Linked DNA regions of Homo sapiens: all the other regions are linked to region 3. The links are chromatin contacts, found by Hi-C or POLR2A ChIA-PET in ENCODE. All regions are on one chromosome and are shown on one strand. Each heading gives the region's core, a stretch centred on a gene start or an enhancer-like site at or near the end of the contact. The rest is flanking DNA. Distances are from core to core; before and after follow the strand shown.

Region 1 (2,741 bases), core at 71-2,570, 580 kb after region 3:
CAAGGAATCTTATTCTCTTAGAACCAACTATGCCTAGAATAGCCGTTTGTACATTGTGAGTCTTTTTTTTTTTGGGTGGTGGGGACAGAGTTTCGCTCTTGTTGCCCGGGCTGGAGTGCAGTGGCACAATCTAGGCTGACTGCCATCTCCACCTCCCAGGTTCAAGCAATTCTCCTGCCTCAGCCTCCCATGTAGCTGGGATTACAGACATCCACCACCAAGCCCAGCTAATTTTTTGTAATTTTGGTAGACACAGGGTTTCACCACGTTGGCCAGGCTGGTGTCAAACTCCTGATTTCAGGTGATCCGCCCGCCTCGGCCTCCCCACGTGCTGGGATTATAGGCGTGAACGACCGTGCCCAGCCCATTGTGGGTCTTTAGTGTTAAATATAAAAACGCTTTGGAAATATGTGGGAAGTTACACCCTACAAAATTTACATAAGTAAAAAATTAATAGTATTGAGGCCAGGCGAGCTGGCTCACACCTGTAATCTTAGCACTTTGGGAGGCCGAGGCAGACAGATCACTTGAGGTCAGGAGTTTGAGACCAGCCTGGCCAACATGATGAAACCTTGTCTCTACTAAAAATAAAAAAATTAGCTGGAAATCCCTGGAACCCAGGAGGCGGAGGTTGCAGTGAGCTGAGATCATGCCACTACATTCCAGCCTGGGCAACAGAAAGAGACTCTGTCTCAAAAATAAATAAATAAATAAATAAATAAATAAAAAATAAATAAATAAATAAAAAATAATAGCATTGAATTAATTGTGTCTAGAATTAAAGAAGATATTTTAAGTTTAATTATTTCATGCACTAGAAAATGAAGAAATGTGATGATTTATGCATTGAGAAAAACACCAAGGTCACTGTAGATATGGATGTTTTATACATGCTGAAATCTTTTCTCTGATGTAACTTGAGATTAAAGAAGAGACTAAAGTAGCTATTTGGACATTTCTCTATTTAGAGGAACCAATTTTTTTTCTCAAACAGATATCTTCATCTCACAACTGAAAGTCATAATGGGATAGATGGGCAGGACAGAGCAGTTCTCTGAGAGAAGAGCTGCAGCTAGAGTTTAGCAACTATGAGAGACAGAACATGCACTAAAGATACGACCTTCAGATAACAAAGATTCTTAAAATTTCTTTTGAATATTCTTTATGTCTTCTTTTCATGAGACACTGACGCAAAAACAGAAAGACACTCTTGTCATAGCGGTGTTGAAAACATATATATAAAGAACTGTCACATGGTATACCAACTCAAATTCAGAATATAACGGAAACGCTACATGACAGACCATCTTACACTATCAGCCCAACATAACCACTCTTCCTGTTTTGTTTGATGGGGGAAGTTATAATGTAATGCCAGAGGTATATTTTATGTGTGTGTATTAGGCTGTGGAAGATTGGTTGACTGGCTTTTGGTCACTGAGTTTCAGATATTCAGTTCTAGAATAATTTGGGAATAAAATTGCTATCCTATAGTAGTTTTGAGCTATTAAGAACTATTTGGTTGAAGGTCTGATATCTTATTCCATTTTTAACTGCTACTCAACACAAGATTTTCCTTTTGAAGTAGGTCTTGGTAGAGGTTGAAGCATTTCCACGATATAATTTCGAATTATTGCCTCTCATAGTCCACCCCAGCATGACCTCTTTCCTGCCAGTTTCCTCTTTTTTTTTTTTTTTTTTCTGAGTCTTACTCTGTCACCCAGGCTGGAGGGCAGTGGTGCAATCTTGGTTCTCTGCAACCTCCACCTCCTGGGTTCAAGTGATTCTCCTGCCTCAGCCTCCCGAGTAGCTGGGACTACAGGCACGTGCCACCATGCCTGGCTAATATTTTGTTTTTTTTCGTTTTTTTTTTTTTTTTTTTTTTTGAGACGGAGTCTTGCTCTGTTACCCAGGCTAGAGTGCAGGGGCGCGATCTCTGCTCACTGCAAGCTCCGCCTCCTGGGTTCAGGCCATTCTCCTGCCTCAGCCTTCCGAGTAGCTGGGGCTACAGGCGCCTGCCACCACGCCCAGCTAATTTTTTGTATTTTTAGTAGAGAAGGGTTTTCACCGTGTTAGCCAGGATGGTCTCGATCTCCTGACCTCGGGATCCGCCCGCCTTGGACTCCCAAAGTGCTGGGATTACAGGCGTGAGCCACTACGCCCAGCCGCCTGGCTAATATTTTGTACGATTTTTAGTAGAGACGGGGTTTCACTGTGTTAGCCAGGATGGTCTCAACTTCTTGACCTGGTGATCCACCCTCCTCGGCCTCCCAAAGCGCTGGGATTACAGGCGTGAACCACCGTGCCTGGCCCAGTTTCCTATATTATACATCCTCTTTCCCAAATTATTTTCTTCCTTACTTTACAAATTCTCAACTTTCTACTTTTTTTCTCTGAACTTCCACGTCTTTTCCACAACCCTCTACTCCCAACTGAGGGTGTTGCCTACTTCTCCGGGAAAATAGAGACTACCAGAAATAGCTTATCTTTTGATTCCCAAATCTTTTTTTTTTTCATCCTTTTTTTTCCCTCACTCTGTCGCTCAGGCTGGAGTGCAGTGGCATGATCTTGGCTTACTGCATCCTCTGCCTCCCAGGTTCAAGCGATTCTTGTGCCTCAGCCTCCCGAGGAGCTGAGACTACAGATGCCCACCACCACACCCAGCTAATTTTGTATTTTTAGTAGAGATGGGGTTTCGCCACGTTGGCTAGGTTGGTCTGGAACTCCTGACCTCAGGTGAT
Region 2 (2,794 bases), core at 254-2,753, 810 kb after region 3:
ACTCCTGGCCTCAAGCAGTCCTCCTGGCTCAAACTTCCGAAGTGTTGGGATCAGAGGCGTGAGCTACCGGGCCCAGCCAAAACTGACAACTCAGAAGCCATTTAATTTAGCTTAGTTCTTTAATGTCTTGAATATTGTTCTAGAACATTCTTGGAGATACTTTGGCCATGACATTTCTGTTGATCTGTAAATGTGCATTTATCCTAAGCCATTGCCCCTTTTCAGGTCACTGTGTCCAACATCCCAATAGGCCAGTATAGTCTACTTAAAAGCCAAGTTCTTAACTGACCAACTCTAGTTGAGATAGAATGGTTTCTAATTCAGGTTCTTTTCGTGATTTTAATCCCATGTCTCTCTTATGAGCAGGTGCAAACTACTTTAGCGCCTTGATCTTTTCCACTTTCCATTGACCAATTTCCAAATTATTAGTTACCTCAATCTTAGTTTTCTTTATGGATTAGTTGTTTTGTAGCCAGTACAAAGCTGATTTGCATAAGCAGTGAGCTGCTGCTAATTCTCTATACATATATTGAGATTAATGTCTTTGTAGGACTGACTGAAAAGTGAATCAATGAACTTACATTTCATATTATAATTATGAGAACCATCAAGAAAGTAACATTAAAATAATGCTGGATATAGTAATGAGTTTGGTACTATGTTATTCATATAACCAGAACTTCATTTAACTTCACTAGTACTGAAAACCAAAGTGAGTTCCTTAATAACCAGCGAAAATTTTGGAAACTCATTCTGCAATCCTGTGTGTCAGAAAATAAAACTTTTGAAAGATGTAAAGAAATCCTAGAAGTAACATGCACGTTTAATCGCAAGCTCATGAAAGTCGGCTAGAATGCAGAAATGCCAACAAATTTAATTGCTAAAAAGCTGAATTTGCAACTTGATTTACTATTTCAACTCTGTGGTGACATGAGCATTCATCTTCCCGCCAATGGGACTTTTTTTCTTTTGGCAGAGGTTGCAGAGAGATGGAGTCCCCATCTCCGCACTCAGCCTGGTGCGAGCTCGTGCGCCTGTGCCCGCGCTTCTCGCCGTCTCTAGAGACTAACCACCGGCATCTTAAGCAGCTTCGGAAGGAGTGCCCGGGCTGGGTTAGAGATGGCGGGCAGGTGGCAGGGAAAATCTACAGAAATGTTACCCCAAGCCATGTGCTTTGGCCCCATGAAGCGCTAAGGTGTGGTTCTCTAGGGTGTGGGTGCTGTGTGTGGAGTTGGGGAGCAGGGGTCAGGGGGCAGTAAGTGTGGGGAGCTGACCGGCGCCTCACCTTGCCGGGGACCCCGCGGTGGTCCGTGCTGCCCTGCCAGAAGCGCCTGCTGTAGTTGGTGATGTATCCGACCAGCTTGTCCTGATAGGGGAAATCCACCTTCCAGATCAGGGACCCGTAACCAAAAACCCACATCTTCTCGCGGCTCCTCTGCCCCAGTGGCCGTGAACCCTAGCTGTCGCCGCGCCGCCGGGGACTGAAGCCTCCGGTAAGCGAGTAACCGGCCGCGCGGGGCGCAGGCGCGATGGCCACTTGGGGCGCAAAGCGCACTGGGAGTTTAGATCCAGAAAGATTTTCCGAGCGGATCTCAGTCAGCTTTATTTTATTTCCTTGATTAGGGTGTCAAGAGGCATTGACCTTCGGTGTAGTAAGCAATGGATTCTTTTGCAGCATCCGTAAATCACCCTAACCTACCTTTAGTGCCCGTGTGCAGAAAACTACAATACCCACAATGCTTTTTGGAGCTATTTGGCTCTGAAATTGGAACTGGGCTTATTTCTAACGGGGCCGAGGAAGGAGAAAAGAGCAGGAGTCGTCACTCGTGTCCAGATACGGAGGCGGTGTACCAGCACCGCAGGTAGCAAAGCACCTAGAAACACGTTTTGTTCTGCTTTGGAAATTAGATTTTTGCCTATATAACAGCAGCCAGAGGAATGTAATTCATATTTGATTTTATGTCCTGAAAAAAAAGTCTTTTGCCTTTCAAATAAAAGCAGAAAGTTTACAATAGAAGTTTACGCTTGTGAAAGAGTAGCTGTCATTTCAATGGGAATTGTTTATATATTTAAATTTTACACAAATTTATTCATCTTTAGTATTATCATTGGCTTGTTCACAAAAGAGCAGGCAAATGTTCTTAACTTGGGGCCCCTGTAAAGGCTTTGGAAACGAGCTGGGGAACCTGAATTTGTATACAAAATTTGGGGTGTACACTTTTCTAGGGGGAAACTACAGCTTTCATGAGTTTCTCCAAGGGGTCAAGGATCCTAAAATTTTTTGAAGATCTGCTCATTAGAGCTCTTGCTGCAAAATATTGTTTAGGAAATTCGCTTGGACTATCATGGCTGTGTCTCTGTGTGTGAAAACAGAAACCTTACCAAGTGATTGTTCTTTCTTGAAGATTTTTATACCATGATCTTGAATGCTAAAACACTCAGATTCAAGGGGTATTATTTGTTTTCTTATAAAGAAATCAGCAGGAAGCTGCTACCAGACAAACAAACAAAAAAAAAAGCAAGTCTTTTCCTATTTTCTCTAAGTTGTGGTTTCAAATTGCCTGATATGGTTGCTAACCCTTCTTTTTTGAAAAATTTTGAATACACAGAAAACTCAGATAAAAAGAGTGTAATGACCAATACCTTTCATCTAGATCCAGTAATTACCATTTTGCACAGTTGCTGTACTTCCTTTTTACTTTATTTATACTTTTAAATGGAGAACATTTGAAGTTGCTTGTGTTATGACATTTTACTGCCACATACTCTACATGTGTCTCATAAGAATAAGGAC
Region 3 (2,700 bases), core at 53-2,552:
CAGGAGAAAAGACCAGGTTCCCATGACTGCCTAGGCAGAGGCATGTTGAGACCCAGCCTCTCAAATGTCTGTACACATTTCTCCTCTCCTTTTGGTTGAGAAGTTTGTGGACAGATTCAAAGGAGTTCCCGATACATCGAAACTGAGCCTTCACGCCACTGAGTCACTGCTTAATTGCATCATAACAGATGTTCAGCTGCAGGTATTTCATCCAGCAGCTAAAAATCCAGAGCCTTTGCAATTGCTACCAGTGGGTCTACATCCACGTCTCTGTGTACAAAAGAATCCTGATATGTCAACGCTCAATATCACCTGAATTTAAGCTATGGCTCAAGTTAAATGCCCTTAGGCAATTTTACCTTAGTTACTTTTACCAAATACCGTATCCACAAGTGGGTGGACGTCAGTTTTGTCCTTCGAGATATGCAGATGCATTACTCATCCCTCCAATGTTACGCTCTTGCAACATCAATGATAAGCAAATTAGCAGACTGTTATCTTTTTAATGGAAGAATTTACTCATCAATAGCAAAAGCTTTATCAGAAATTGACATTATTGAATCCTCTGGAGTTGCAGAAAAGAAAATAAAAAGAAATTGATATTGGGAAAACCTGACTGGTTTCTTTCAGCTGTGTATTGTATTGCTAGGTTAGGTGTGACACTTAACACCTGTGAATGTGGCTGAATCTCCAAGAATGATCAAATACACAACGCTCTGGATTTAAAACAAAACAAAAAAAACCTCAAAATCTACCCATGTGCTGATGGATGTATACACTATGCCTTCCTACGTGTCTCCACCTATTTAGACGAAGCACACGCCTTGAATTCACAGAAATGTTGAAAACGGCCCCCTCTTGCTGCAGAAGTTCACCATCACCCATTTTCTTACTTGCTGGCTAAATGAGGCTGCCACCTCAAGTCATCTTTCTGGTCCTCAGGTTCCTCAATCCACAAAGCAGTTATGATACCACCTAGCACACAGGGTGACTGAAGGGATAAATAATATGTTCATGAAGGTACCTGGTTTATGCCTGGTTCATGCTGGAAAGCCCCCACACACTTTTTCAAAAAGTCATGTTTGATGCAGGAGAAAGAAGTCAGTGGTTTAACTAACTACATCACAGGCATCAGTAGACACATGAGCAAAGTGGTGGAAGGGTGTGACCTGCAATTCCAAACCAGACTGCACTGATCGAGCTCTCATGGGATCACTGATTCCCCACGTGCCTGACATGAGCATGACCCATTCTAAACACAGGCCTGCACCCTGTGACTCAAGTGCTGCAGCTTATCAGCAACTGATGGGCTTTCTGACCCTGGGTGAGAAGACCTGACCTCCAAAGGCAGGAGGAAGGAAACCACATGATAAAAATCATCACTCTGAGGGGAGGATGCTTTCTGCGCAGCTAGGGCTAAGGAAGTTGTTTCAAAACAGACTCAAGAAACGTGTAGGCTGCTGCTAGGAGACTTGGGTCCAACTGCTCCCTCCAGATCCTGCCACACCTAAATGATCCCAAGAAGATAACTATCTCGGAGAAGCAGTGTGAGGTAATGGTTTAATGCTAGGGCGTGGTCAACAGCCAGGTGCAAAGGCCGGCTCCGCCACACTAATAACTGTATGGCATTCTCTCCAAGCCTTGCTTTCCTCATCTGTAAACAGAGATAACGCCTGACCCTATCTCTAGCATTCTTCTGATTGTGAAATTAGATAATGTATGTCATAAATAGCACAGTCTGGTACATAAGTGTCCAATAAATGTTGGCTATTGTTACTGGAAAGGTGTCTGTTTCCTTCATTAGACCAGTTGAGGGGACCTGAGAACAAAGACAACCCCAACATTTGTGTCCCCCCACAAAAATTTCTTAGATTTAATTATGAGTTTGTATTTTCCATACGGGGTTCATGCACATTATTCTAACTGATTCTCACAGCAACCCCAGAGGAGAAGGGAGGGCTGGTGTTCTGTTTTGCAGGTGTACAAAGCACCCCCCTCCCATAAATACATCCATTCAAATCCCATTAGAAAAACAGGATCCGTTTTCCTGTCTCTTGACTTGTTTGTGAGCTTCCTGAGGGCAGAGATAGAAATTACACCCCTGTGGCCCTAGTGCCTGAGCAAAGAGCCGCAGGCAGAGGCCCTCCATAAGGCTGAATATTAAAAAGGGGTTGAGTCATACTAAGAATCATAATTATTCTAATGACCATGTCTCCTAGTAGTCCAAAAGGAGTTCTGTTTCTAACGCAGAAAACCTTAGCAAATGAGTTACACTGTGAATTCCCGCTGAGGGAGGAGGAACAAAGACAGAGGATCCCAAATCAACTGCTGAATCACCGAGTCAGGGGTCCCCAACCCCCAGGTCACAGACCGGTATTGGTCCTGGCCCGTGACCTATTAGGAACCGGCCACACAGCAGGAGGTGAGTGGTGGATGGGAAGCATTACTGCCTGAGCTCTGCCTCCTGTCAGATCAGCAGCAGCATTCTCACAGGAGCCAAACCCTATCATGAACTGTGCATGCAAAGGATCTAGGTTACCACTCCTTAATAAGAATCTAATGCCTGATGATCTGAGGTGGAAGAGTTTCATCACGAAACCAACTCCCCATTTCCTCCACCCTATCTGTGGAAAAATTGTCTTCTACAAAACCAGTCCCTGGTGCCAAAAAGGCTGGGGACCGCTTTACTAAGTGACCTGT

What was found. A loop is a pair of places that touch in the nucleus more often than their neighbours do. ChIA-PET counts read pairs that join two places held with the same protein, here RNA polymerase II (POLR2A). Pooled maps may share reads with other maps.
Region 1: a pooled map shows a loop between it and region 3 (6-fold over the local background). The contact joins two enhancer-like sites. A Hi-C loop is called at or near these places in 4 of 50 pooled maps. POLR2A ChIA-PET finds 5 or more read pairs at or near these places in 2 of 52 experiments (CD8-positive, alpha-beta memory T cell and activated naive CD8-positive, alpha-beta T cell).
Region 2: a loop to region 3 is called in a pooled map, with 4 times the contacts of the local background. The contact joins the promoter of CHAC2 here to the enhancer-like site in region 3. A Hi-C loop is called at or near these places in 3 of 37 single-sample maps with no recorded cell type and 8 of 50 pooled maps. POLR2A ChIA-PET finds 5 or more read pairs at or near these places in 1 of 52 experiments (activated T-cell).

The regions. Positions count from the first base shown.
Region 1 is chr2:53,993,475-53,996,215 of GRCh38, reverse strand. It overlaps a transcript of ACYP2 not described here. Among named protein-coding and RNA genes, the nearest start is that of PSME4, 24 kb to the right of the region's middle. Within about 2 kb of position 1,320, at least 5 of the 41 ENCODE cell types and tissues checked have a DNase peak (open chromatin) inside an H3K27ac peak, as active enhancers do.
Region 2 is chr2:53,766,513-53,769,306 of GRCh38, reverse strand. CHAC2 (ChaC glutathione specific gamma-glutamylcyclotransferase 2) reads right to left here and starts at 1,503. Exons shown (of 3, transcript NM_001008708.4): 1 at 1,286-1,503. The coding sequence starts at 1,420. All of the region lies in intron 1 of ASB3 (ankyrin repeat and SOCS box containing 3), which reads left to right. The region is part of intron 1 of GPR75-ASB3 (GPR75-ASB3 readthrough); the gene reads left to right. RefSeq lists enhancers at 972-1,161, 1,182-1,531.
Region 3 is chr2:54,573,198-54,575,897 of GRCh38, reverse strand. All of the region lies in intron 2 of SPTBN1 (spectrin beta, non-erythrocytic 1), which reads right to left. Among named protein-coding and RNA genes, the nearest start is that of SPTBN1-AS1, 16 kb to the right of the region's middle. RefSeq lists silencers at 1,111-1,170, 1,241-1,400. Within about 2 kb of position 1,302, at least 22 of the 41 ENCODE cell types and tissues checked have a DNase peak (open chromatin) inside an H3K27ac peak, as active enhancers do.